2 separate regions of the Homo sapiens genome follow, and region 2 is linked to region 1. A link is a loop called in an ENCODE intact Hi-C map of the cell type or tissue named here. Cell type or tissue: left ventricle myocardium inferior. All regions are shown on one strand. Each heading gives the region's core, and the rest is flanking DNA. Links, peaks and the distances in the headings are about the cores only. Region 1 overlaps CASC15 (cancer susceptibility 15). Region 2 overlaps CASC15 (cancer susceptibility 15).

Region 1 (15,431 bases), core at 5,569-10,568:
ACTAGTCCCTCACTGATGACTAGTTTTCTTATTTATACAGGTTGAGTACCCCTTATCTGAAATGCTTGGGAACAGAAGTGTTCCAGATTTGGGATATTTTTAGATTTCAGAATATTTGCATTACCGGTTAAGCATCCCTAATGTAAAAATCCAAAATCCGAAATGCTCCAACGATCATTTCCTTTGAACTTTAGGTCAGCATTTAAAGAGTTTCAGGTTTTGGAGCATTTCAGATTTCAGGTTTTAGAATCAGGGATTCTAACATTATCTGACATTATCTTTAAGATCTCTTCTAACATAAATATCTGCAATCAAAGGATATTACTACTTTAACAACGGCTAAACCCTCAATTTTTATTTTAAAATCATTTTATGGATTGTGTATATTATTTGTCTTCATCTTTGATTGGCTTCAAGTATCAGAAAGAACACCTGTACCTCTATGGAGAATCATTGAACTCTAATAAGGTACATGAAAGATGCTGAGATAAATGGAGAGACAGTAAAAGCTCCTAGATGGAATAACTTACCAAAAATATGTTAGTTCTTCAATTTTCATTTATAAATTCAATAACATTCAAATCAAAATTCAGTTGTAGTTGAGGAACTGATTCGATTGTATTTATTTCAAAATTTATATATGGCCAGACACGGTAGCTCACGCCTGTAACCCCAGCACTTTGGGAGGCCAAGACAGGCAGATTACTTGAGGTCAGGACTTCAAGAACAGCCCAGCCAATACAGCGAAACCCCGTCTCTACTAAAAATACAAAAATTAGCCAGGCATAGTGGTGCGCGCCTGTAGTCCCAGCTACTCGGGAAGCTGAGGCAGGAGAATTACTTGAACCAGGGAGGCGAAGGTTGCAGTGAGCCAAGATCGCACCACTGCACTCCAGCCTGGGCAAAAGAGTGAGACTCAGTCTCAAAAAAAAAAAAAAAAAAAAAAAAATCACATAGAAAAGAAAAGTTCACAGATACCTAAATCCACTATGAAAAAGAAGAACAATAAGTAGGACTTACTCTACCAGATAGTAAAATATATTACCAAGCCATAGTAACAAAACAGCATAAACTTTAGTTAAAGAACAGAAAAACCAATGGAGCATATCAGAGAGCGGAAGGGCAACACCAGCTTAAATAAACAGAATCACCATATGAAAAATTAATGGATTGCTACCTGCTACCACATACATATATGGACTTCAGATAGATTAAAGACCTAAATGTGGAAGATAAAACTATAAAACTGATATGAATAGATAATTTTTGTATTAGAAGAAGAGGGAATATTTTGCAAAGCCCCCAGAGTAAAATGCTGATAAACTAAATTACATCAAAATTAAAGACTTCTGTTCAATAAAAAGTATAAGAGACAAAAGTTAACAGAAACGTGACAGGCTAGGAGAATACATGTAATGTCTAAAGCCAGCCAGGGACTATCTGGACTATACAACGAATGCCTATAAATCAATAGGAAAAGTAAAAAATTTCCAGTAGATAAATGTGCAATGAATTTGAAGGGGAATTTACAGATGAGAAAAATCCAAGAAAATCAAGCACATGAAGACATAATCAAATCCAACAATAATCAGATAAAAACAAAACAAAACAAAAAATATATCATTTTACACTCACTAGACAGAAATAGGGAAAATTAGAAAGCTTAATAATGCTAAGTACTGGTGGGAATGTGGGAATAAGCATTCATACTGCTGGTGGGTGCTTTGACTGGTGAATCATTCCGGAGGTAATCAGTATACTTTTTGAAATTATACTGTATACAGTATCTGAGCTGGGTACCTATGCCCTCTGGCTCAGCAAGTCTACTATTAGGCTAGAACCCAAATAAATTCCCCTTGGTACTTTCCAGTAAGGGATGTATCTGAGGCTTTTCACAGTAGTTGTGTTCATGGTGAGGTGAGATGGAGACAATATAGGGGTCCATCCCTGGGAGAGAACAGAAGTAAAATGTATTCTAGACGCACTTCAACAACTATGGGCATTTGGATGCAATGGATTAGATGTACACATAGCAATATCCATGGACCTTAAAATAGAATACTGAGTGGAGAAAATACAAAGAAACAAAATAAGATATATAACTCATATTCACATAAATTAAAATGCAGTTACAATAAATTCCAAATATGAAACTATGTGAAATTTATAAGAACACATCCACTGGCAAGGGCATGCATTTTGAATGACTGAGTTTTCAAATGACTAGGAATGAGGATGAAGGAGAATGTACGCCTGCCAGCGTGTACCCATACGCAAATCAATAGAGACCTATGAGATTGTGTGTGTCTATGTGTACGGATCTATGTATCAAACAAGAGTTTTACAAAATACACATATTCTTATTCCATATAATGCACTCTGTTTACATTTCCTGTTTCCTTTTTTATTTTTTAAGGCTGATCTCTGTCCACACAATTGATTGCATAACCTAGCAATGCGTTACAACTTTACTTTTTAAAACACTGATGTAGACAATAATAAAGGCATTACAGTGAGTTCCTTGAAGAAGAAGAAGAATAGTGCCATAAAACTAAGAATTGTAAGCAAGAGCCCGAGCACAGGCAGCCGACTTGAGAAAAAGCTCTCTCTTGTGCTCCTTCTCCCAAAGATTCACATTCTCAGGGAATTACCGGGAGTCTGGGTCGGCTCCTCATCACGTGATTCTGACCTCAACAGCACTTCCGGACGGTGAACTTTTCACCCTTACTTAGCCCTGGCCTGTCAGACTGAGGCCGCAACTAAAGCAGGAAATGATATGCTACTTGCTTTAGCAGAAGGGATATTTTAAAACATAAAGGAACATTTCTAAGCGTTCCTTAAACACATTCAAACGGGATGTAAATATATAAAAATATGATCCTTCTCTTTTGAAATGGAAAGTTGGAAGATACAAAAAAGGCAGAAATGCTAAGGACCAAAATAATAAAATAGAAAAAACTTGAAAACAGGAGTAGGTCGCCCAGATTTCAAGGGAGCAGGAAACTAAATATGTGTAGGAGGAGATGCTGTATAAGATAGAAAAGTCAATGGGCTGTTTCCAATTTTCAGTTCAGTAAATAAAAATTAAAAGCAAACAAAACTTTCTATTTCAAATGAACCAAATATCGTCTTGTGAGGGCAGCTTTAGGTCCTCTTCCTACCAGAAGCTCTTACCAGAAAACATTTCTTGGCCAATACAGAACATAGCAAATTTTAAGTATTTAAACAGGACTACACACTTCTGAGCTAAATAGGGGTAGATGTTCCTGGGCTAACTGAGGTGCAGCAAAAAGTGGGGTGCAGAACTCTGTTTCTACCTTTGCGGCTGTGCTCAAGTGGAGAGATGAGAAGGAGTGACCAGTTTTAGACGCAGAGCACCAGGTCTGCAAACGGAGGGAGGCAGCAGCCCTGGACACGATGTTCCCTGAAGGGCAGCGTTTGTACAGGGATACTCAAGAGCCAGCCGTATCAGCCTGAGTTTGAAGCAGGCATCTACCTAGGGCTATCATCAACTGCTTGTAAAACAGAACTAAGTTGGAAGAGGTTATATAAAAGAAAACAAACAAAAAACTAAAAAGAACTACATTTCCTAGAATTCATATAACAAAAGGCAGAAGAAATATAATCTATACACAGAGAGGAGTGGCTTTTGGTCTATAGGCCAGAAAAAAAGGTGCAGATAAAGTGGGTGACCAGGGAGCAAAACAAGCAGGGGGCTACAGGAACCATGAAGTTGTTTTAGCATATTTACCAGTTAGTGGTCCTGAAATGATAGGTGTCCACAAAGTACACATGCTATGTTAAAGATAATGGCCAGCTCTTTTCAATTTTTGATGAAAACATAGCAAGAGAACAGTTATTCCAAAAGCCATCATTTATTGAAAAGGCTCTTGACAATACACAATTGCTAATCCTTATGCCAACTCTGCAAGGTAAGTGATAGCACCTTTTACAAATGAAGAAACAGACCATCATCGACGCTAAGAAAGCTCCCCTGTGTTGCATAGCAATAAGAGGCAGAGCCAAGATTTGAGCCTAAGGGTTTCTGATTTCAAAATATCTTTCTGTTCAGCATACTGACACTCAAAAAGTATATGTAGGTGAAAATTGATTAAGCAAGACATCAAAAAGAATTTCCTCCACTTAAAAACGCTAAAATGGGTTAAGCATTGAAGGGGTAAATTACCAATGTCAATTTCCTGGTTTTAATAATGGTACTGTGGATATTAAAGATAGTAGTATCATGGGGAAGCTGGGTGAAGGGTACATGAAAACTCTGTAAGTTTTGCACCTCCTTGCAGCCTAAGATTCCTTTAAACTTAAAAGTATCTTTTGTAAGTAAGGGAACAGACATTTTGGAAAGTTATACAGCATCTTTCTCCTTTGGATACATATATTTAAAAAAAAAAAAAAAAAGCTAATTCTTGGCCAGGCGCGGTGGCTCACGCCTGTAATCCCAGCACTTTGGGAGGTCGAGGCAGGCGGATCACGAGGTCAGGAGATTGAGACCATCCTGGCTAACACGGTGAGACCCCGTCTCTACTAAAAATACAAAAAATTAGCTGGGCGTGTTGGCGGGCGCCTGTAGTCCCAGCTACTGGGGAGGCTGAGGCAGGAGAATGGTGTGAACCCGGGAGGCGGAGCTTGCAGTGAGCTGAGATCGCGCTGCTGCACTCCAGCCTGGGCAACAGAGCGAGACTCAGTCTCACAAAAAAAAAAAAAGCTAATTCTCAGTTGTCTGCAGTAACCTAAATACTGCAAGAAATAAAATGATATTGAATACCTTCAACTCTCATTCAATTTTAATAAACTTTCATTAAGTGCATATTAATGAAGTACATGGTACTGTACAATTTCATCTATATAAATTCGTGTGCTCCCACATTCAAGGTTTTCTCATTTTTGTCTTTGTCTACCACGCTGACATACAGGAACCAAGGAAATACAGCTACCAGTAATATCTACAATGAACATCATGAAACTGAAATGCCTACCTGACATTAAAAGAACATTTGATAAGAAAATTTACTTTTTTATCCTAAGAATTACTTTTTTTTAGTAAATATGACAATTTTGAAACAGCAATCATTCATTGAATGTTTTCTATCTGTCACTAAATTCACTTACTATCAGCACTATAGAGTAAAAATGGATCTTCTCATTTTATAAATAAGGAAAGATAGACTCTTAAAGTTTACTTTGCCAAAGTCATGCCACTATTAAGTGGCAAAATGAGGATTCAAACTCAGATCTCTAAACACGACACACCTTCCACTATCTCTGGCCCTCCACACTTTCATTCCTACGCTTAAAAGGCATCTATTATATCCTTTACCAACCAAACCTTCATGGCAAAATATCCTTTCTAAGTACATTTACACATTTTTTAAAAATTCTCAATATTCCTTCCTGGCTCCTATTTAAAGTTAAAGTTTGTTACTGAAGCTGAAGAAAAATCTTACAAGAATGAAAGAAATGCAAGTGGTATTCCAAGTAACAATATGTGCATGCTCCAGTGGGAAACATGAGAAGAGCATCTGCCAAATTCATTTTGGCCCCATTTGATACTATCTCACTGATCTGGGTCCAACTTACATTTGTTTCTCTCTTTCTTTCCCTCCCCTATTTCCTCGTTGTTCCAGAAGCATATAAAAACCATAGAAAAGAAGCTGGATAGAATTTCCAAGAATACACTGAAAACACTGTCAAATAAGAGAATGGCTATCTAGTCCAAGCATAACTTCATTTCAATTAAGAAAAATCTAAAATGCTAAAACAAATCTTTCTGGCATCAGGAAAAAAAAAAGAAACAACATTATCTAAATGTTGATTATAAAAACCAATAGGTTTGTGGGGAGAAATTCTTAAAAGAACTAATTAAATATGCCTTTTAATCTGTACTTACGCATAGGGCACTATAATTTAGTATGAGTCAGCCTTCAAGCCGGATGTACTTTTTAATTCAAACTTATATTTAAAGTCTTTAATTATGTTTAATTCCACTTCCAGCTTTTGTTACCCGGCACTGATCCCTATCTGTTCAACCCTGATGTAAATGAATCTCAGATTTTTGATACTTACAGTGAAACACATCATTTTTGAAGATCCATAAACTTTACCGTTCTTGACTTCTATCTGCATGTGAAATCTTTAAAGTCTAATCTATGGAACTGGTATTTTCTTTTTTAAAAGAAACAGTTCTCAATCAGTCAAGCTTTTAAAAAATCAAAGTAAAAATGGCTAATTGATTTATACTTTTAAAATCACCCAGGCATTTTCCCCCTATGGTGATATTTTATAGCATCCCTATTTCTTTCCTTCCAACTTCTTGGTGAATTAAAGGACAGTACTGTATTAGTACAACAGTAAAGAAAAAATAACTTCATAAAAAGTCAAACACGGGTGGGTGCGGTGGCTCATGCCTGTAATCCCAGCACTTTGGGAGGCCAAGGCAGGCAGATCACCTGAGGTCGGGAGTTTGAGACCAGCCTGACCAACATGGAGAAACCCCATCTCTACCAAAAATACAAAATTGGCCGGGCATGGTGGCACATGCTTGTAATCCCAGCTACTTGGGAGGCTGAGGCAGGAGAATCGCTTGAACCTGGGAGGCAGAGGTTGCGGTGAGCCGAGATTGCACCATTGCACTCCAGCCTGAGCAACAAACACGAAACTCCATCACAAAATAAAATAAAATAAAAATAAAAAGTCAAACACATAGGCTAAAAAATCCTGTCTTCTCCTTCTAACTAGATATCAACTAACAAACAATACTAATGAATATTTTCATTCTTGTATTTAGGGGCTTAGGTAATAATGCTATGAAGTCTAGTCTATAAGTCTCCCACCATACCACTCCTGACAAAAAGATGAGACTAAATAACTGTGTCAGGCATTGTGTTAACCTAGGAAATACCACAGGAATATTTTGGTACTCTATCTAACAGGTTCATACTCTAATGGAGGAGATAAAGTTAATAGACAATGATAATTCAGTGTGATGATGGATGCTACAAGGACAGGGTGCCTGAGAAATATACAGGGGGGATTAATATGGTTTGGCTGTGTTCCTACCCAAACCTCATCTTGAATTGTAGTTCCCACAATTCCCATGTGTTATGAGAGAGAGCCGGTGGGAGATAATTGAACCATTGGGACAGTTTCCCCCATACTGTTCTCATGGTAGTAAGTCTCAGAAGACCTGATGGTTTTTTATACAGGGAAACCCCTTTTGTTTGGTTCTCTCATTCTCTCTTGACACCGCCATGTAAGAAGTGCCTTTCGCCTTCCACCATGATTGTGAGGCCTCCCCAGCCATATGGAACTGTGAGTCCATCAAACCTCTTTTTCTTTATAAATTACCCAGTCTCAGGTATGTCTTTATCAACAGTGTGAAAATGGACTAATACAGGGACATTTAACACAGCCTGAAGAGAAAGGATTTCAGGGTGTTCAGAACAATTCCCCAAAGGAAGTGATGTCCAAGAGAGACTAGGAAATAAGTAACCACTTTGCATCCACTAGGATGGCTATATTTTAAAAGACTGACAATAATCAGTAATGGGAAGGATATAGAGGAATTGGAAACCTCGTACATTGCTGGTGAGAAGGTAAAAGGGCACAGCCACTTTGGAAGACAGTTTGGCAGTTCCTCAGAATGTTAGGCATAGAATTACCCTATGACCCAGAAATGTCACTCCTAAATATATAACCAAGAGGACCGAAAACATACATCCACACAAAAACTTGGACATGAATGTTCATAGCAGCATTATTCTAAACAGTCAAAAAGTAGAAACAATTCAAATGTCTCTCAACTGATGAATCAATGAACAAAATATGCTGCATTCCAAAATGGAGTATTATTCAGTCATAAAAGAGAATGAAATGGCAATTCATGCTACCACATGTATGAACATGGACAAACCTTGAAAATTTATACTAAGTGAAAAAAGTCAGATACAAAAGGTTACAAATTGTATGATTCCATTTACATAAAATGCCCAAAACAGGCAAATCCTTAGATACAGAAAGTAGATTAGTGGTTTCCAGGGACTAAGAAGAAGAGGAAAATGGGGAGCACCTACTAATGGGTATGGGGTTTCTCACTGAGGTGATGACAAAATTCTGAAATTAGATCATGGAATTTTAGATCATGAAGAGTCATGCAATTTTGTGAATATACTAAAAACCACTGAATTCTACATGTGAAAATGATACATTGTGTGGCATATGAATAATCTTAATTAAAAAAGAGAAAAAATAATAGTGAATATGTGAAAATATTGAACAAAGGCATCAAAAGGAAGAAAAAGAAGGGGGAAGTGACAAAAATGATAGCTGATAAGGAGAAAGGAGAAACTGAGGTGGGCTCCAGCACAAGAAGGAAGACACAGGTTCCAGAGCAGGAAGAGGAGGTAGGTCTCAGAGCAGGAAGCGGGAGGAAGATCCCAGATCAGGAAGGAGGAGGCAGGTTCCAGTGCAGGAAGGAGGAGGCAGGTTCCAGAACAGAAAGGAGAAGGCAGATCCCAGAGTAGCAAAGAGGAGGCAGGTTCCAGAGCAGGAAGGAGAAGGCAGATCCCAGAGTAGGAAGGAGGCGGCAGGTCCCAAAGCAGAAAGGAGGAGGTGGGATCCAGAGCAGGAAGGAGGAGGTAGGTTCCAGCACAGGAAGGAGGAGGCAGGTTCCAAAGCAGGAAGGAGGAGGCAGATCCCAAAGTAGTAAAGAGGAGGTGGGTTCCAGAACAAGAAAGAGGAGGCAGGTTCCAGAGCAGGAAGGAGGAAGCAGTTTCCAAAGCAGGAAGGAGCAAGCAGATCCCAGTGCAGGAAGGAGGAGGAGGTAGATCCTAGAGCAGGAAGGAGAAGACAGGTTCCAGAGCAGAAAAGAGGAGGCAGGTTCCAGAGCAAGAAGAGGGAGTTGGTTCCAGAGCAGAAATGTGAAGGTGGATTTTGGCAGTTTCAGAGCAGGAGGAAGAAGGCAGTTCCCAGCTCAGGAAGGAGGAGGCAGGTTCCAGGGCAGGAAGAAGGAGGAGGCAGTTTTCAGAGCAGGAAGGAGGAGTCAGATCCCAGTGCCAGAAGGAAGAGGCAGGTTCCAGCTCGGGAAGAAGTAGGTGGCTCTAGAACAGGAATACAGAGGCGAGTTTCAGCAGTTTCAGAGCAGGAAGAAGGAGTAGCAGGTTCCAGAGCAGGAAGAAGGAGACAGATTTCAGGGCAAGATGAAGGAGAAGGCAGTTTCCAGAGCAGGAAGGAGGAGCCAGACCCCAGTGCAACATGAAAGAGAAGGCAGGTTCCAGAGCAGGAAGGGAAGGCAGATCCCAGTGCAAGATGAAGGAGAAGGCAGGTTCCAGAGCAGGAAGGAGGAGGCAGACCCCAGTGCAGGAAGGAGGAGGAGGAGGCAGTTTCCAGAGCAGGAAGGAGGAGGCAGATCCCAGTGCAAGATGAAGGAGAAGGCAGTTTCCAGAGCAGGAAAGAGCAGGCAGACCCCAGTGCAGGAAGGAGGAGAAGGCAGATTCCAGAGCAGGGAGGAGGAGGTGGGTTCCAGAGCAGGAAGGAGGAGGCTGGTTCCAGAGCAGGAAGGAGGCGGCAAATCCCAGTGCAAGATGAAGGAGAAGGCAGGTTCCAGAACAAGAAAAGGGAGGTGGTTCCAGAGCAGGAACACGGAGGTAGGTTTTGGCAGTTTCAGAGCAGGAAGGAGGAGAAGGCAGGTTCCAGAGCAGGAAGAAGGAGGCAGGCTGCAGAACAGGAAGAAGGAGGTGGTTCCAAAGCCAGATGAAGGAGGTGCGTTTCAGCAGTTTCAGAGCAGGAAGAAGGAGGTGGTTCAGGAGCAGGGAGGAGGAGGTGGTTCCAGAGCAGGAGAATAAGGAACAAAGTGGGACTGGGATGTGGTTTGCCCTTCACTAGTGACAAAGCACTGAATGTGAGTACAGGTTAATTGTGCAGGCCTGGAGGCAAAATTTGAGGGAGTTGACATCTAAAGCTTCTTTTCTGACTGGCAGTAACTGGCAACCTGGAGGGGTAGGAAATTTGAGGTGAATGGAGGACGTTAAGAACAACCTCTGAAGAATAGGAGACACAGACCGATGAGAAAATAAGCCAGTTATTGGAAGGTTCCCACCATTTAAAAACAACAACAACGTCCATGTTTAACACTACAAAATAATTTACTTAGCCATCAAATGAATAGGAGCATCTGAGAAGAGATTTTCTCCACTGTCCAGTCTCCTGGCTCCAGGCAGCAGGCTTACTGCCTCCTGGTTTTTATAGGAACATTTGCATCTTTTTTGGTACTCTCCTATTCCGTTCCCCAACTGCTCCAGTCCTGCAGTAGACTGTTTCTTAGTTTATTTGTTTTCCTTAGATGTTAAGATTATTTCAACAACTGGGTACTGTAGATATAAAAAATGGATATGAGGCCAGGTGCGGTGGTTCACACCTGTAATCCCAGCAATTTGGGAGGCTGAGGCAGGAGTTTGAGACCAGCCTAGGCAACATGCTGAGAACCCTGTCTCTATTTTAAAAAATGAAAAAACTTAGCTCGATGTGGTGGCATGTTCCTGCCATCCCAGCTCTTTGAGAGGCTGAGGTGAGAGGGTCACTTGAGCCTAGGAGTTTAAGGCCGTGGTGAGCTAGGATCATGCCACTTGCACTGCAGCCTGAGTATCAGAGTGAGACCCTGTCTCCAAAAATAAAATAAAATAAAAATGGATTTGAAGATGCTTATTATAAAGCTTTCCATAACCACAAGAGGAAACGAGCTTTTCTCCTTATTCATTGTATCTTATTTTTCTGGGTTTTTTTGTTGTTTTTTGTTTTTTGTTTTTTTTTTGAAAGAAGTCTCGCCCTTGTCACCCCAGGCTTGAGTGCAATGGCTCGATCTTGGCTCACTGCAACCTCCGCCTCCCGGGTTCAAACGATTCTTCTGCCTCTGCCTCCCAAGTAGCTGGGATTAAGGCGCCTACCACCACGCCCAGCTAATTTTTGTATTTTTTAGTAGAGACAGGGTTTCACCATGTTGGCCAGGCTGGTCTCGAACTCCTGACCTCAGGTGATCTGCCCGCCTGGGCCTCCCAAAGTGCTGGAATTACAGGTGTGAGCCACCGCGCCTGGCCATTTTTCTCTGTTTCTATTAGTATTTCATAATTTTTTCAACATCAAGAAACCAGGATTCTATTTGATATGTTCTAGTTAAGACATGTTAATGATCTTTATTTTCTATGCTTCAGTAATGAGCAATTCACACTTAAATGAATAAAATTAGCTTTTACCTTCAGCTGGTAAAGTTGACCCTCAAGTCTGAGCTGAAGATTTTCTCAGAAACTTTCAAATCAAGATCTAGATCTCCACAGATAAGAATAATGGAGTGACTCCACCAGTAGATTTTACCTACAGAAAAAGCAATAATTTATTAGAACTTTGTATGAAGGAAAGGTGCTGTGTAGTTATTACTGAATCATGTAAACATACCAAGTCTCCAAATAGTACTGAAGTTTTTTATTTCTACTCATTAGGCAAATACATACTAGTTAACATTTTTTGAAAGCTTCCTATGTTGCTGTATGTAACTACATTTGTCTCTTTTTTTTGTTTTGTTTTTGAGATGAAGTCTCGCTCTGTGGCCCAGGCTGGAGTACAGTGGTGTGATCTCAGCTCACTGCAACCTCCTTCTCCCAGGTTCAAGCGATTCTCCTGTCTCAGCCTCCTGAGTAGCTGGGACTACAGGTGCGCACCACCATGCCTAATTAATTTTTATATTTTTAGTAGAGATAGGGTTTTGTCATGTTGGTCAGGCTGGTCTTGAACTCCTGACCTCAAGTGATCTGCCCGCCTTAGCCTGCCAAAGTTCTGGGATTACAAAAATGAGACACCGTGCCTGGCCCATATTTGTTTCTTATCATTGATGTCATTTTGCGGATGAAGAAAATGGAACACAGCTAGTAAATGACAGTCACAATTTATACCCAAGGATTCTGGCTCTAGGTTCTGAGTTCTTAATCACAGAACAACCTTAACACACTGTCTTGACATAGGTCCATATACTCTAGGAAAAAGTTTTAAAACTTAGATGGTATGAGGAATCCTATATGGTTTATTCCCATTTGATTGCTAGTGCTTCTCAAAAATATGTAAATGTCATCTAAAATTCAAAATACTATAGTCAGGGTGAGATAGTGACAAGAGACTGAATCAAGGGTAGACAACCTGGGTATTTGAGACAGAGGACCAAGCAATGGGCTATGTGTTCACGACATATCTGAAACTCTCCTGTGCCTAAAAACTTAGGCTTTTGGGCTAGATGACCAGAAATGTGCTTTTAGTTGTAAAAAAGAAGCATACACTGTGAAACCCCTGACCTCCTCCATCACCAATCTGTTACCTTCTTTCTGAGTAGTCATTCATTACCTATTCTTCTAGGCTTTAGTCGAAATCTCTCTCTTTTCTCTCTCTGCCAACTGGTCTCTTGTTTCACTTTACACTTTGTTAATGCAGGTCTATTCTGGACAATTTAGCATTTCTTAGGATAACAGACAATTCGATTTGTTCATTTGAACCCTTTTAGAAACAAAGCAAAGCATAAAGAAATAAAAATGCATAATGCTCAATATTCCCTAGGTCTTATATATAATAATATAGCATGAGCTTGACTGGAAGCCCTTTCAGGAAAAGGAACAGGCTGGAGAGCCCGGAGCAAGTGGTAGGATGCTGGGTGCACTGTGGACAACACTGATGAGCTGTACATCTCCCTCCTTCAGGGATATCCCATGTTTGCTAACTCAGTGTGCTGCATACATTTACTTACACTTGCAAATAAGTAAACATGTTGAGATTCAATATGTGAACTTGAAACAAGGCCTGCAGTCACTATATTTTCTAGGTATTTCTGCCAAAGTAAACATTTTTCCTTGGATCTTGATTCTCTGATTCTCCAATCTTGTTTTCTTTGTATTTTGCTTTGATCCTGTCTTGTTTCTGCTGTTCTTCTTGAACGTTTAAAATGTGTGCCTTTGCCTGTATAAAGGGTAAAGAAACTCTAAGGTGTGCTTGGGCGTGGAAGCTGGCTTTGCAAATAAGAAAGCATCTTAAAGGATCAGTACACAGTGTTAGTATCCAAAATCAATGGCATTACGGCCTTTCTATCATCAGAGCGTGAGAAAGAATCAAACTTCCAACAAATTGCCATAGGAAATTTCTCTTAGCCAGTTTCTCTAGCCTTTGCTACACAATTTTTTTTTCTTTGCTTTGGAAATGTCCTTTTTATTTATTTTTTCTTTTTTTTAAATTTTACTTTAAGTTCTGGGATACATGTGCTGAACATGCAGGTTTGTCACATAGGTATACATGTGCTATGGTGGTTTGCTGCACCTATCAACCCGTCATCTAGGGTTTTTTTGTTTTTTGTTTTTTGTTTTGAGACAGAGTCTCGCACTGTCACCTGGGCTGAAGTGCAGTGGTGCGGTCTCGGCTCACTGCAACCTCTGCCTCCCAGGTTCAAGCAATTCTCTTGCCTCAGCCTCCCGAATAGCTGGGATTACAGGCGCCCACCACCACGCCCGGTTAATTTTTTGTAACTTTAGTAGAGATGGCATTTCACTATGTTGGCCAAGCTGGTCTCGAACGCCTGACCCCGTGATCCACCCGCCTCCCAAAGTGCTGGAATTACAGGCATGAGCCACTGCACCTGGGCTGTCATCTAGGTTTTAAGCCCTGCATGCATTAGATATTTGTTCTAATGCTCTCCCTCCCCTTTCCCCCAACTCCCTGACAGGCCCCAGTGTGTGATGTTCCCCTCCCTGTGCTACACAAATTATATCCATATTGTAACAGTAACAGCAGCAGCAGCAATAATATATAATGATGATAATAATAACGACATAGCATTTACTCTAAGCCAGTACTCTTCTCAGCACTCTACCGGTATTAATCAGATGGTCTGCACAATAGCCACATGAGATAGGTGCTATGGTTACCTACATTTTATAGATGATGTAAGAAACAGAGAGGTTAGTTCACTTGCTCAAAGCCACACACTGGTAAGTGGTGGAGGCAGGATTTGAGCTCAGGAAGCATGACTCCAGAACACCAACTCATAATCCCATTAATCTAAAATGCCTCATAAATATCTAACAATGGCCTTAAGACACTCCAAGTTTCCAACTGCTTTCCCAGTCAAATCTGAATGAATTTCCGTAATTACACAAATGATATCACACATCCAGAAAAGTCCCTATCTCATAAAACAATATTCTTCTCTGCACAACCACCACAGAAATCCAGAACTAAAAGTCTAATTTAATAATTATACCCCATAGGATTCTTACAAAAATCCAAAATAAAAAAGAATTCAGAAACTATTCCTTTTAACTTTGTAAAATTAAAACTAAAAGCTAAGCCTTCCTGTACAAATTATGTCTTACTTTTTGTGTCAAAAGAATTTCAAGCTTACAGAAATGTTGCACAAGCTGTTCAAAGAACTCTCATGTATCCTTCACTGGGAGACCCCAATTCGAGTTAGGCCAACTTTCCCAGTAATGCTCTTTCTAGTCAAAGGATCCATTTCAGGATCACACTTTCTATTTAGTTGTCATCGCTCTTCCATCTCCTTTGATCTGGAATAGTATCCTTGACCTTCACAACCTTTATATTATGGAAGGCAGCAGGTGAATTATTTTGTAAAACGCCCCTGAACTAGGATTAGAGATATTTTCTCATGAAAAGATCTGAAGATTGCATTGTTTGGAAGAGATGCTGTGTTCTTCTCATTGCATCCCATCAAGTGACATAGAACACTGTGTGTCCCATCACTGCTGATGAGAACTTTGATCACTTGAGTAAGGTTGTGTCTTCCAAGTTTCTCCAGTAAAGCTCCTGTGTTGCCCCTTAAAATGCACAAGGATTTGTGGACAGATACTTTATGATTATATAAAGATTCTGATCCTCATCCAACTTGTATTCATTATTGTTAGCATCCGTTGATGTTTCTTACCTGGATTAATTATTACTATGATGACTGCCAAATGGTAATCTCTCCAATTCCAGAATTCCTTCTGTATATCACACAGCGTTCTATTTTAAGGAAGAACTTTCTCCTCTCCCCACATTTTTATGCATTTATTTATTTATGCAAGTGTAGATTCATGTATTTCTTGTTTAGTGGGATGTAATCTGTAACTATCATTGTCATTCTGGTGCTCAAATTGTTCCAGGTTTCACATGGGTTTAGTGAGAATCCCTTGAAGCTGACTGCTGTGTCCTTGTGGCGTCTCCCATTATTCTTTCAGAGTTTCTATATCTTCTGTCACAAGACATTCAGGGCTCATCTTGTACCTTTTCTTTCCCAGCTCTAGAACCAGACATTTTTTTCAAAGACCCATAGTTGCTTTAAGCAAAAACTGGAATTTAGAAACTACAATCTGGGTAGCAGGTGTGCTCATATTTAC
Region 2 (15,431 bases), core at 6,737-11,736, 98 kb before region 1:
CTACAATTGAAATACTGACTCTTGTAATTTATTATATATATTGAATATTACACTAAAGAATAATCTGTAAAAAGGTCAAGCATATTGTCAAGTGGTCAGAGTATTTAAAAAAGTGATGAATTTTACAAAAAGGACCATGTCCCTACACATAGATTGTTATATATACGTGATTATACAGTTACAGATTCAATATAAAATCTTAATATGCATAATTCAAAAGACATACTTTCTAAGTAAAAATGTGCATACAATATTTACACAATCTAATAAAGAAATATCAACACTTTGCATTCCTATAGTACCTATATCCTTGAAGTATTTCCATAGCTATTGACTAGAGATCATTTTGATGAAGCAGTTAAACTAACCTCTAAATCAGGTAAACACTTTTTGCTTCTATCGGGCTCAGTTGCCTTGAGCGAGGTTCATTTTCTCACTGATAAAATGAGGAGGTTGGGCTTGATTATCTTTTAGCTCTCTTTCAACTTCGAAATTTGCTTTATTTTTATCCTCACACTAATAAGGAAAGCAGGATTGAAGAATGATGCTGACAGAGGTTAAAGGAGTCGTACAAAGTCACAGGACCTGCAATGAGAGGCCCGGTCTCACACAGCCAGCCCCAAACTCTTTCCACTGCCACACACTGCTCTAAGCCTGCCCTGTAGTGATCTTAGGAACAGAATACGCACTTATCATCTGCACGACTTTGATGAATTTCTGCTTTGAAAGGCGAAGAAAAAAATAGACATAGGCATGAGCATATCATTCTAAGACACTTGGCCTTTTATTTTTGCATCTAGAATTCTCAGCACCTGAGCTTAGGAAGAAAAATAATTCTTTCAGAAATTGACTTATAATTTATTTCATCTCAGTATTTATCTCCTTTTATGGGTATTTAGTAAATGTGTGCTCAACAACCTGACTACTAGCATTTCTTCCCTCGAGAATAATTTTTGTTTAAGGAAAGGTCAGTTGATTAAGAAACTGGAGAGTCGTCACTGGGGTTCAAAGCAAAGCTGAGGTTTCATGTTCACTTCCTATTTTAACCAAAGGTCGCTGGGTGTTTAGATTTAGAAATTTGTGCATCAACACAGCAAGGATATGGATTGTAGGATTAGAGCCTACAATGAAGTTTAATACTAGCTCTGTTATTTGACAACTTTGGATTTTGAGGGATTGAATTTCAATGCCTTCTTCACCTGTAAGCAAGATCATTTCTACCCTTAAAGGTTAGAACATAAAAATAATTGCTTATCACAATATTTTATTATAAAAATTTTCACACACACAGAAAAGTTGAAATAATTATGCAATGTAAGCCCATTTTTCCCTCCACCTAAATTCTGTCATTGATGTTTGGTTATATATACCTATGCATCTTCCCATCCCTCTCTTAATCAATCTATTTTACTTTCTGATCCATTTCGAAGTCAGTTGCAACCATCAGTACACTTTACCCCTAAATGCTGCAATGCTTTACAGTATTTTATATGCAAAATTTACATACTGTGAAATACAGAAAATGTATACCACTCAATAAGCTCTAGCAAATACATACACCTGTATAACAAGTACCTCCATCAAGATACTGAACATTACTATCAACTCCAAAATTTCATGCCCCTTCCTGGTAAATCCCTGCTGCAATCCCTTCTGTTCTGATATATTTTCATCATAAATTGGTTTTACCTGTTCAAGAACTTCATAGAAATGGAAACATACAGTAGGTATTTGTTTGTATAAGGGTTTTTATGCAGCATAAAAGTTTGGGGGATTCATCTATGTTGTTGCATGAATGTGTAGTTTGTTCTTTGGCATAGCTGGCAAGTATTCCACTTAGGAATCCCATAGTTCATCCACTCTCACTTTTGGCTAGTTTAAATAAAGCTGTTGTAAATACTCCTATAAGACTTTTGTAGATGTATTTTTTTATTTCTCTTTGGAAAATATCTAGAAGTAAAATTGTAGGTTCCAGAGTAGGTTTATATTTAGCTTTATAAGAAATTTCCAGGCTTTTATCCATAGTGGCTGCACAATTGTACACACTCACTAAAAATTTAAAAGTTCCAGTTGCTCCACATCCTGACCAATATTTGCTGCTGGTCTTTTTAAATTTAGCCATTCTAGTGGATGTCTCTCATCTTGGTTTAATTTGCATTCCCTTGATAATTAATAATATTGAGCATTTTTTGTTTATCTTCCTTTGCAAAGTACTTGACAGTCTTTGGCCTCTTTTTTATTGAATTGTCTTTTTGTTATTGAGATTTAGAGTGCTATATATTCTGGATACTAACCCTTTGTCATATATGTATATTCTGTAAATTTCTTAACAATGCCTTCTGATTAGCTCAAGTTCAACTTTAAGTCTAGTTTATTAGGTTTTGGTTTTTTTTTTTTTTTTTTTTGACAGCTATCATTCTATCACCCAGGCTAGAGTGCAGTGATATGATCACGGCTCGCTGCAGCCTCAATCTCATGGGCTCAAGTGATCCTCCCACCTCAGCCTCCTGAGTAGCTGGGACTACAGGTATACACCACCACGCCCAGCTAATTTTTTGTATTTTTGGTAGAGATGTGGGTTTCAGTCATGTTGCTCAGGCTGGTCTTGAACTCCAGGGCTAAAGAGATCCACCTGCCTAGGCCTCCCAAAGTGCTGCGATTACAGGCATGAGCCATTGTGCCTGACCTAGTTTATCAATTTTTATCACTTTCTGTGACCTAAGACACTTTCACCTACCCACTACATTGCAAAGATATTCTCCTATGTTTTCTTTCAGATGCATTATAATTTTGGCTTTTATTTTTAGGTTTGTGAACCATCTCAAAATAGTTTTTGTGAATGGTGTGAGGTAGGGGTTGATGCTTCAGTTATTCCAGCACCATTTTCTACAAATATTTTCCTCTCTCTATTGGGCTGCTTTGGCACATATATTGGAAATCAGTCCATTGTGTAAGTGTGGGTCTATTGCCAGGCTCTCAATCCTGTTCCATTGATCTGCTTGTCTCCTTATGAAGGGGTCACAAAGTTTTGATTGCTGTAGTTTTGTAGTAAGTTATGAAGCCAGATAGTATAATTCCTTCAACACTGTTCTTCTTTTTCAAGGTTGCTGAAGATATCCTAGCTCTAGCTCATTTAAAATAAATTTTTAGAATTAGGATGTCTTCTTGCAGAATAAATAAAACAGCCTGGTGGGCTTTATAAGGGATTACACTGACTTTATAGATCAATCTGGAAACAACAGACATCTCAACATTATTGAGAAATTTCTAATCAATAAGCATGGCATCTCTTTCTAGATATTTAGCTTGTCTTTCATTAGTTTCAGCAATGTGTTATAGTGCTTGGCGTAGAGGTTTTGCATGCATTTTGAGAGCTTGTTTGGAGGTTCTAGCAGGGGAGCACAGCTACTCATATACTCTTCACTGAAGATAGTTCCTCCTCTATATCAGGGGTGGTTGTCCTCTTCGACCAAGCATGCAGCTTCAGGAAGGATACACACGAAGCAGTAAGGGAGGTAGGGGACACCCGCCTGGCCATCCAGATCAGCCAAATCAACCTTGGTGATCAATGGGGTGACAGATGTCACAGCCAGGTCACCCTCACATCTTTGCATGCATTTTGTTAAAGGTATTCCTAAGTATTTTGTGTTTCATCGTGACATTGTAAGTGGAAGTTTAAAAATTATTTTTCCACTTCTTTGTACTAGCATCTAAAAATACATTTGAATTTGCATATCAACAATATATCCTGCATTCTTGCCAAATTCATTTAGTATTCCTCATAGGTGTTTTGTAGAGTCATTAGGACATACTGTGCAATCAACCATATCATCGGCAAGCAGACAGTTTTATTGCTTCTTTTTCGATCTATATTTCTTTTATTTCATTTTCTTCTCCTATTGCGCTAGCTATGACCTCCAACACAATGATAATTAAAAGAGCTGAGAGTGGGCATCCTTGTCTAGTTATAAATCTTAGGGAGAAAACATCCAGTATTTCCCTATTAAGTGTAATGTTAGTTGTAGATTTTCCATATATTCACTTAACAGATTGAAATTCCTTACCATTGCACCTTTGCTTCAAGTTTTTATTATAAATAGATGTTCCCTTTTGTCAAATAATTTTTCTATATTATTTAAACTATCCTATATTTTGTCTCCTCTATTGTGTGGTTCTGGTGAATTACACAGGTTAATCTTTAAGCATTTAAAGATTTGCATTCCATTTGCATTCCAGGGATAAATCCCAATTTTATGCATTGCTACATTCCATTTCATATTTTCTTAAGATATCTATTTTTAAAACTTATTTTTTTAATCAAGTTTATGATGGCTACATAAAATGACATGTTCTTACCTCCTCTATTTTCTGAAAGACTTTGCATATTAGTGTTGTTTCTTCCTTAAATGTTTGCTAGAATTTACTAGTGAAACCAATTAGGCCACAAGTACCTTTTAACAATCTTGCAAACCAAGAACTGTGTAAGATATTTTATTATCGTTATTATTTACAACAACACTTCAAATTACATAAAACCTATAAAACCTACTTTAAACAGTCAAAATTTAGGGTTGAGAGAAATTAAATAACTTACCCAAGGACATGCAGCTATATGTCATGTATAAACATCAGGTATGTTTAGCTCTAAAGTTTTTACTCTACCACAGAATGCCATGGTAGATTTGAAGTTGTACAGATAAATATCACTTCAAAACTCCCTTAATACATGGCACTCATAAAGTGAGCAAGCATCTCTACTGTTCACTAGTTGCTTTTTCAAGATAAGAAAGTTATTTTTTTAATGTATTAGAACCAAAATCCAACTTTAGACATGCCACCAATCTCATTCTTAAAAAGAAGAAGGCACATTAGATAGTGAAGTTAGTTACATTTAATATCAACCATAGATCAGGACTCCTTCACTCCAGCCCATTTTTGTTTCAACATTTATGTAACTGTGTTTACTAAGAACCTACAAGTATGTTAAATAAGTTACAGGCTATGCTTATTTCTTCACTAGTAGTTCTTCATCATATACAAGGCATGAGAAGTTTCTTCAAATAAATTAGATAGTGGAGTGCCAATTAACAAATAAAAGAACCCTATAAAGCAAGTCACATTGGTGCAGCATAATTACCCAAAAAAGATGTAACATTTTTATTTTATCTGATGCTGAAAACAAGTAAACAACATAGATCTTTATGGTTCCCTGGTAAGCCAAAAGAGGCAAATCATATGTATTTCTCGAGATGAAATATTTCATTGTGTAATGGGTTTAGATCATGAGTCAAAAATAAAATAAACACCAATCATATCAGGCATATGGACAATCTGTGCATTGACTGTTATGTATGAATACAGTGTGAGAAAGAGGATAAAGGCACATAATCCCAACATATGTTTTCTAATGCTATTTCCTTCATTTGAACTTACCAATAGAGCAAAAAGGAGTGAGGTAGCTAGGTAGTCACTCAGTTTTTCTCTTAGCAAATAAACTCTATCCATCCATTTTTCTCAATCGTCTTAACAGTGTGAATAAAGATTGTTTCCAGGTTCTTAGAATACAGAGCTAGGGAAAAAATTAAGTTGACAGGGTTCAGTTTTGACAGTGTATCCAGCTGTTTATAGCTTTTCATTTTTTCCATAAACCTAATTGGTATCAGTATATGTAAAGTTTCTAACACTTCCAGCTAGGGAACACTTCACAGAAGAAAAATGCTTTCCTTGGAGTTTACAAATGCCATTTGGTCTAATTTTTCAGCAAGGGTTTGTCTAGTTAGATTATGAGATTTTTCCTGGAGAGCAACAGCAAGAGAATGTCCCTCATGCTGTCAGAGAAAGAGAGTTATATTTTTGTTCCTTGGAAGAAACATATAATGTAATGGGCAAAAAGTCAAGTGGGTGGGGAGCCATTAGCCCATATAAACCTCCAGAGAAATCTCTAAGAAAAAGGCATTGTAAATAACACACTCCACTAGCATATTTGCTTTTAAAAAAACATGTCCGAGAAAGCAGATGCAGGTTGGGTCTTATGGGACAGGACTCATGCTGTCCTACCCAGACAGCAAGAGTTACTTAGGGAAAACTAAGTGTGAAACACTGGTAAGACTAACTGTAAAAATTGAGCCCGGAAGGTCAAAGGTAGGATTAATGGTGGGACTACAAAGATGTAAGTTAGGAGCTGGTTCAGAGAAAGAGAACAGGAACAAAGAAAGAGCATCTCATAAGATTTCTGCAAGTCTTTCTACACCTGAATTTCTCATCTACCAGATGGGCATGTCTATGGTAGCGTCAGAATGGCTTAAAAAGCTAAAAAGCAAGACATAGGCCAAAATTTAATTCTGAACTATCAACTCTGAGTTGGAAACCCAATATCCTGCCATATTATTGTATCAGTACACACTTACTGAACAGTTCAACAGAAGACCTTTGTGTTTTTTTCTTTCTATAAATGATCTCCGTTTTAGGTGAATCTGATTTTTTAAAATCTACATTTTTAAAACTGCTGAATTTTAAGCTAATAATGTCCCACTGATGCCACAAGGACTCACTAGGGGATCGCATTATGTTTTAAACCCATTAGGTGCTTAATACGACTTGATCTGTAAAATGCTTTTCAGGTTATCCATTCATCATGCACATGGATATTTACTTAGTGTGGTGATTAAAGGGAGGAACTCCAGAGTCAGGCTGTTTGGGCTCAAATCCCAGCTTTACCAGTTACTGGCTGTATAACCTTGGGCAAGTTATGAAACCTTTTTGGAATCAGTTTCTTTCACTGCACAATGAGGAAAAGAGCAATACCTATCTCATATGATTGTAAGAATTAAATAAGTTCTACATAAAGCATTTTTAAAAGTGCCCTAGCCAGAGGAGGTCACGTCTAGCCAGAGGAATTACTTCTTGTTGCTGTTATACTATGTGACTATAAATAATACTGACTTTTTTTCCCTTTTCACTGGATTCAAAATGTTCTCTTTCAAGAAATTCCATAAAATCAGGTTTTCCCTTCTATTTTAACATCTGCCAAACTCTCTTCTTAAAGAAATTGAAATTACTTGGCTTATGGTCAAATTTAATGAAGACTGAATCTATAAATCTACAAAGACTTAGAAAGGGATTTATAAAATAGTAACTTATAACTCAATTACTATTTTAATGGCCTGGTTGTGCCTGAAAGTAATTAACTGAGCAAGATTTGAGTATGTGTGTACCTCAAAGATACCCATGACTGATCCTGTGGTGGAATCAGATGTAGTTAGAGAAACTGTGGTAACTCAAATTTTCCCAGCTCTGATCATCGCCTCCTTCATTAGATCCTATGGCCAGTTTTCTGTGTCAGGGTCCCCGTGAACACCACTGGACACTCCCACAATGGCATGGGACCCCCTCCGGGTGATAAAGCCAAAACGGCAGTGTCTGGCAAAGTGAGGAAAGGTGCTGCTGCTTTTACTGCTGTTACAGGCCGTTGGAGTAGCCCTGCTGTAGTGCTACAAGTTTCTCAAAAATTTTAGTCAAATGGCTCTGTAGCATTTTATTTATTTTATTTATGCCCTGCTGTTTGCCAACTCTCAAACTCTATGTTGTCTTATATTTTAATTTCTTTTTCCTTTTTTTTTTTTTTTTTTTTTTTTTTTGGAGACAGGTTCTCACTCTGTCACCCAGGCTGGAGTACAGCGGTATGATCATGGCTCACTGCAGCCTCGACCTCCAAGGCTCAAGCTATCCTCCCACCTCAGCCTCCCATGTAGCTAGGATTACAGGCACATGCCACCACGCCTGGCTAATTTTTTTAAAAAGTTTTTTTGTAGAGACTGGGCATGGTGGCTCATGCCAGTAGTCCCAGCATTTTGGGAGGCTGAGGTGGGAGGATCACTTGAGCCCAGGAGTTCCAGACCAGCCTGGGTAACATTATGAGACCCTGTCTCCACAGAAAAAATTAATTTTTAAAAAAATTATTTGGGCATGGTGGCATGTGCCTGTAGTCTGGGCTACTTGTGAGCCTTGACGGGAGGATTGCCTGAGCCCAGGAAGTCTAGGTGGCAGTGAGACATGATCGTGCCACTGCACTCCAACCTGGGTGACAGAGCAAGAACCTTTCTCAAAGAATAGAAAAAAGAATTTAATTTCTTAGAATTTCAATTCTATTAAAAATCATTTAACATATAGGTGTTTTGCAGTTTATATAAACAGTTTCTTATGCAAATTCCAGATAATTCTGTATTGGGGGGATCAGTTATAGATTAGTAAATGTACACATATGTATTTAAATTGTGCAAAATGAATATTACTAAGCTTTATTTGCAGGTTGGGCCTTCAGTGGCCACCACCTCTGAGTCCTGTTTCACATTGAAAACAACCGATAGAGCACACAGAAGATTCTCCCTGAAGGGGGAGAAGGTGCAATCCGTGCAGTTCTAAAGTCTTGCCAAATGACTCTAGAGCCAGTTATTGAGCTGGGGGTGAGGGTGAGAGAATCACTAGTGAGCTGATTTTGCAATTTTTATATTTGTAACCAGTTACCTAGTAAGCACATGAGAAATTTAGGCCAGGCACGGTAGCTCACGCCTATAATCCCAGCACTTTGGGAGGCCGAGGCAGGTGGATCACCTGAGGTCACAAGTTTGAGATCAGCTTGGCCAACATGGTGAAACCCCGTCTCTACTAAAAATACAAAAAAATTAGCCGGGCATGGTGGGCACCTGTAATCCCAGCTCCTTGGGAAGCTGAGGCAGGAAAATTGCTTGAACCCAGGAGGTGGAGGTTGCAGTGAGCCAAGATCATACCATTGCACTCCAGCCTGGGTGGCAGAGTGAAACTCCATCTCAAAAAAAAAAAAAAAAAAAAAAAGAAACTTAAACAAAGACAAGAAAAGAAAACTCTATTGAATATTAGAAGTCCTCCTTATATCATACTTTGCTGTTCATCATTGTTGAGTAACTGGAAGACAGCAATAATAATAATCTCAGTGCTTGTAAAGTGGTCCATACCTGTAATCTCTTTCAAAGAAAAAGTAAATTAGTTTCACAAATTAGCTTAAAGATTATTGCTGGGTTATTAGTGTTGCTACTGTTTTTACAAAAGGCCATTCATCAGGGAAGGCCAAATTCTGAGCCTTCTCCAATCCTGTAGATCTCTGCCAAGAGCCACATGTGGCCACGGAGTGAGGGTTTGACATGTGACTAGTCTACATTGCAAAATACACACCAGAATTCAGACTTCGTACAAGATATGGAATGTAAAATATCTCGGTAATTTTATATTGATGACGTACTGAAATATTTTGGTTTAAACGAAACATTATTAAAATTAATTTCCCTTGTTTCTTTTTGCATTTTTTATGTGGCTCCTAGAAGTTTTAAACTTCTTGATATGGTTTGCACTTGAGACCCATGTTACATTTCTCTTGGACTGCACTGGGCTAGCCCAGTCAGAGAAAAAAGTAGAGAAGAGTAAGCAGAACTCACAACAATCATTACAGGGAACACAGTCCTTGTCCTGGATATTCCATTCCTCAAAGTGATATGGGAACTTTGATATGAAGAAACTATGAATGGCTAACTTTCTTTCTAATAGACAAGTCTTTTAAAAGCATCAACTTATTAAATTACATCTACGGCTTTGAGGTGGTAACAGATGAATTGTGTAAATAGGGCATTACACATAAAAATTATCAATAGATGGTAGACTGTTTGGGGTGTGTTTTGGCTGACAAGTGATACAGACAAAATAATTACGCACTCATAGCCACAATTCAAAACCACTTGGCAAATGGTCTAGTTTAGTGGTTGGCAAACTGTGGCATGGGAACCAAATCCAGCCTGACACCTGTTTTATAAAAAATAAAGTTTTATTGGAACACAGCCGTAGCCTTTCACTTCCATATTGTCTATGGCTGCTTCTGTACTAAAATAGCAGAGTTGAGTAGTTGTGAAAGAGATCATATAGCCTGTAAAGCCTAAAATATTTACTATCTGGACCTTTACATAAAAAGGTTTCTGATGCCTGGTCCATGGTTAACACTAAAGTAAGAGTGGTTCTTTTAAGTCGGATCACGTCTTTGCTCTGCTCAAACTTCGTGACTGTCTTCCCAGCTTAGAGTGAACAAGGAAAAACAGTCAGACCTCATAGCAATCAGCTTCTGGCGCTTCCTGCCCTGCCCCAGGGGGTCTCCTTGCTGGTCCTAGAATATGCCAAACAAGCACGTACTTCAAAGTCTTTCTCCTTATGGCTCCCAGGTCCCCTCCTTCACCTCCTTCAGGTCCTTGTGCAAGTATCAGTGATTGCTGTATACAAAATAGCTGCCTCCTCCCCTTTGCTGCTTTGTATTTCTCTGTAGCACTGATCAGTAACTGGCCTACCATAAAATTCACTTCTCTGTTTACTCTTTTTCCTCCAACTAAACTCCACCAGAACAGGCATTTTTGTCTGTTTTGCTTGCTGCTGTATCCTTAGCACCTAGAAGGATATCTGGCCCCCAAAATACATGAAAGAGTGAGTAGGCAGTTCACTGTTTCTCTAACCGCATATGAGCTAGAAAAAATGCAGGCAAGATATGGTTCCTACCCTAAGTGATAAGAAATATAATCAAATAATTTTAAAAAAATGTCTGGACATAGAAGATCAGACACATGGAGATAAATGCATGCCCTCTCTCCCTTCCTTCCTGCCCATCCCTATGCATCCATTCATCAATCCAATCATCCACCTGCCCAGCAAGAGAAACATTTATTGTATTAGGAGAAGCATGATGGTCTGAGGAAAGCAGTCAGCTCCAGCCATAATTAATGTTGAAAGGCTTTTTGGAAAAGTGTTGTGCACAATGGGGGCAAAACCACTGTCCAAGCAGGGATACTGAAGAAAGACATTTCCGCAGTTATGATGGCTTAGACCATTGGTCTTCAAACTTTATTCAAAAGCTATTTTTTCTATAAGAAATCTTATCGAACTCCAATATATAAATAGAAGTCTTTGATAAAGTCTTCTTTTCCTGAGGAACCCAGAGAGATGTTAACTTCCCCTTCTCTGACCCCTGTTCTCCATGGCATCAGAGGCAACTGTGTCCTTAACACTCCTTAGAACACAGTTTGAAAATGAACAATTTCTAGAAATGAGACTTCAGAGTTTTCATCGTTTTCATAATTCCAAAAACTTATTAAAAGCTAGAAAAACTTAGAAAACCAAAAAATAGGAATCTGGCTTGGTAAAATTAAGACTATGCCCCATCATAGATGTCACAGGAGATGTAATAGACATATAACGAGACATGCGTTCTCGGGTCCACTCCTAGCTCTGCCTTAATCATTTGTCGTATTATTATTATTATTATTATTATTATTATTATTAAATGGCAGCCAAGGTAAATGAAAATGTAGACATCAGCAGCAGTAACCTGATAAAGATCAAGACTCTAACGCTGCTGACAGAGCAGACACACAGCTGGGCATGAAAACGAGCTCTTATTGCAGCTCTGACTGTACGGACTGCTCTCAGAACAACCCTTTTACAATTTTCTTTCCCCTTCTTCATATCCTATTGCTAATATCTGGACATATGCTTCTGGGAAAACAGAAAGGTCTGCTTTTCTGTTAAATATTTTAGTTGCTTATCAGCCTAGGCAACTGTTTGAACTCACCTGAAAAGTTAAGTGATAAATCACTGTCATTTATTACCACCAATCAGAAAAAAAAAATCATGCAATTTATCAACATCATACTATAAATACTGAGATAGGAACTTTCATGTAGTACAGGAACATGTTTACACAAAGTGTTGGAGTCTTACGTTGTATTGATTGCTTTAAACAAAGAAATATTTCATGTGTGTATGTTTGTGTGAATATATACACATATATATATTCTACATTTATACTGTACCTGAACAAATACTTCTATTTTTCTTTTTCTAAAAAGTAAAACTAAAATTAAATTTGTCTCCGTGCCTCTTACTGTCTGCAACAAACGACTCTTAACCACCAGAGGCAATACCATAATATTCAAGAAAATACCTTCACCTTGGGCTTTGACATCAGCAAAGTGTTTAAAGATTAATTACCTGAAAGCTTAGGGTAATTTTACTGGATCAAATAGATAAAGTTATTTTTCTCTCTTAAGTATACATTTTAAGGTTAGGCGCAGTGGCTCACACCTGTAATCCTAGCACTTTTGGGAGACTGAGGCAGGTGGATCACATCAGCCCAGGAGCCTGGGCAACATGGCAAAACCCCACCTCTACAAAAAAAAACCCCAAAATTATCTGGGAGTAGTGGTGCATGCCTGTAGTCCCATCTACTTGCTTCCCTGAGGTAGGAGGATAGCTTGGGCCCGGGAGACGGAGGTTGCAGTGAGCTGAGATCATGCCGCTGCACTTGGGCCTAGGCAATACAGCGAGACTCTGCCTCAAAAAAAAACCCAAAAGTGTACATTTTAAATATGATAAAAATATAAATATTATAGCATAACAGGCCAACTATAAATACTCAGCCACAATGGAGTCTTTGTCCTGCTACTACTCTATCTACAGCCTCATTTCTTTTTTTTTTTTTTTTTTTTTTTTGAGATGGAGTCTCGCTTTTTTGCCCAGGCTGGAGTGCAGTGGCGCGATCTCGGCTCACTCTGCAGCCTCATTTCTAACCCTGGAAACACTATTCAGATAGCTTTATTCTAAATATCAAGTAATACACATTTACATTTTCAGGACTAGTTCACACAAGAAATAAAACTTTTCATTGATGAGAAACTGACCGATATAATTCTCAGTGGTACAATATTTCTTCATGAATTTTCTTGAGCCAAAATATACTGACAGCCACATTTCAAAATTGAAGAAGAATTTTAGGATGAAAACAGATATAGTAAGTAGGGCCAATTATTGTTCCCTTTGAATGAAGTTGTTAAACTTTGTATATTTTTGTAGAGAGCTTTCAAAACAGAAGTAGTGCTGTGACCAGTCAACTCAATTAAGGCCTGCTCTGACGCCAGGTTAAGAATCCAAAGAATACATGGTTCTCCCGTTCCACATCCAGATAGCCTTTAAACAAGTCATAGAAATTAGCACTCAGGAAAAAAAGTTTAATAGTATAAACAACTGCACTCTGCTTTCCAATTCAAGTCCTAACCCAACAAAAGCCACATTTAGATTTCTTACCATCTAAGAACAGGTGGCCTTAATTAATTTATTAATTAAATAATAAAACCAATACCACCTTGCCTCTAGACAATATATAATGATGTATATATAATATACATCGAACTACACTCCAGGAAACAATCCCATGTGGTCATAGAACTGAGCAGAAAATGTATAGAAAATATTCAGACACAAGTTGGACTTGTTATATTTATATACCTGTAGTATTGGACAATCAGACTGAAGAAGTTGGAGAAGGAGAAGAGGGAAAGGAAGAAGAGCAGAAGGAGAAAACAAACAATATCTTTTGCACATAAGTATATTATGATTTTTATATCAATAGCAATGAATGATAAAAAGCAACATAATCATAATTAAATAATCCAAACTAAAATGATGAAATTCTACTTTTTACAAATAAGCTACTCAGTGGTTTTATTTTTTCTTATTGTGAGTTAAATTTTGGTAAATTTGGTCTTGTGCTTGATGGTGAATGGCACTCTAAAAGGAATATAGACATATATCTCCACAGCAAATAGTCTTCATCCAACAATTTGACTCTCTATATCTCTTCATAAATAAAAAATCCAAAATATGGAAAAAAGATATTGTAAAAAAAGTCTGTCTCAACTAACAACAACAACAACATATATTCTTTGGCGTAAGACTCCATATTGCATAATTTGACATGTTTTATTCTTATTTTCTGATGTTGTCTTTTTTTTACAACTAGACCGTAAACTCCTTGAGGGCCACAACTGCATGTTTTTCATCTCTCTGTGTCTTGCTGCTGGTCGGTACTCATTATTTGTAATGTATAAGTCAAATCAGATAGCCAATCAGCAACTGAGATAGTTTTCCTAAGTGGTCAAATTATGACACTGCAGGGTAATTCTAGCTGTCTCTTCAAATACCCATAGGAATTTTGAATTTACAATGTAGATCTTTATAACAGATCAATTCCTGGCAATGTGCTAGTGTTTTATACCAGTGTTTTAATGTACTTCAGCACACATGTCAAAAAAATAAGGGAATCAAGAATGAGCTCTTAGAAATAAAAATTATTTTCAGTTCTGGGATACATGAGCAGGATGTGCAGGTTTCTTACACTGGTAAATGTGTGCCATGGTGGTTTACTGCACCTATCAACCCATCACCTAGGTATTAAGCCCAGCATGCACTAGCTATTTTTCCTGATGTTCTAACTCCCCCCATCCCCACCCTGACAGACCCCAGCGTGTGTTGTTCGCCTCCCTGTGTCCATGTGTTTTCATTGTTCAGCTCTCACTTACAATTGAGAACATACGGTGTTTCATTTTCTGTTCTTGCATTAGTTTGCTGAGGATAATGGCTTCCAGCTCTATCCATGTCCCTGCAAAGGACATGATCTCATTCCTTTTTACGGCTGCATAGTATTCCACGGTGTATGTGTCCACATTTTCTTTATCCAGTCTATCATTGATGGGCATTTGGGTTGATTCCATGTCTTTGCTATTGTGAACAGTGGTGCAATGAACATACACATGTATGTATTTTCATAATAGAATGATTTCTATTCCTTTGTATATATACCCACTAGTGAGTTTCCCAGCTCAAATGGTAAGAAATCAAAATTTCGATTGCTGAAAAATATTAGTGAAAGGATTAGAAGATAGAGTCAAAATCTTCCAGATCATAAGGACAAAGACAGGAAGATGAAAAATATGAAGGACAGAGAAGAGACGCAGAGGCTCAAATCAGAGGACGCAACATCTGACTGATAGGAGTCCCATTAAGAAAGACCAGAGAAAACCTTGGGAAAACATATCAAAACAATGCGAGAAAATGTCTCAGGGCCAAAGGGAGGCGTAGTTTCCAGATTTCTCTAAGTACCAATCAGGATTAATAAGACCCAAACATCATTATGAAATCTGAGAACACCGAGATTAAAAGCAATCCTAAAAGTTTAATGACAGAAAACAACATTGACTCTAGACAGAGAATTCCTTTTTTTAAGGCTTGTATTTCTTCTCCCAGCAAGAAAAAACAAAGATCAAAAACTTGAGAGTTAACAAATTGTGCAAGAAGGTCAAGTTTGAAGCAAACTAACTGTTGTATGGTTTCAATCAGCGATAAAATTAAATAAAGAATCTTCATTTGGCCTCTTGCATTTGACCCCTTTCATAGAGAGATACAGGGGTCAAGAAATTGGAAAAGTATGTAATCAGAGCATCCCAACTGGCCCTTTGTTGAAAAGTATTTGCATATATAGCATAAACACTGCTTACTGGCTTTCAATTTTTAGTATCAAGCTGAACAGGAAC

What was found. Hi-C counts contacts between places; a loop is a spot of excess contacts. Peaks named below come from ENCODE experiments on the same cell type or tissue, not always from the same donor. Only the 100,000 strongest peaks of a DNase experiment are listed, where the experiment ranks them.
Region 2: a loop joins it to region 1, with 4 times the contacts of the local background. A loop is called at or near these places in 1 of 110 quality-filtered maps.

Annotation. Positions count from the first base shown.
Region 1 is chr6:21,974,893-21,990,323 of GRCh38, reverse strand. CASC15 (cancer susceptibility 15) reads right to left here. Exons shown (of 12, transcript NR_015410.2): 6 at 11,262-11,379. Among named protein-coding and RNA genes, the nearest start is that of NBAT1, 160 kb to the left of the region's middle. In left ventricle myocardium inferior, for the core only: no CTCF peak of the experiment used is centred there; no DNase peak of the experiment used is centred there; H3K27ac peaks cover 1,864 bases.
Region 2 is chr6:22,073,721-22,089,151 of GRCh38, reverse strand. The region is part of intron 8 of CASC15 (cancer susceptibility 15); the gene reads right to left. It also overlaps the pseudogene RN7SKP240. Among named protein-coding and RNA genes, the nearest start is that of NBAT1, 66 kb to the left of the region's middle. In left ventricle myocardium inferior, for the core only: no CTCF peak of the experiment used is centred there; a DNase peak (open chromatin) is centred at 9,147; H3K27ac peaks cover 386 bases.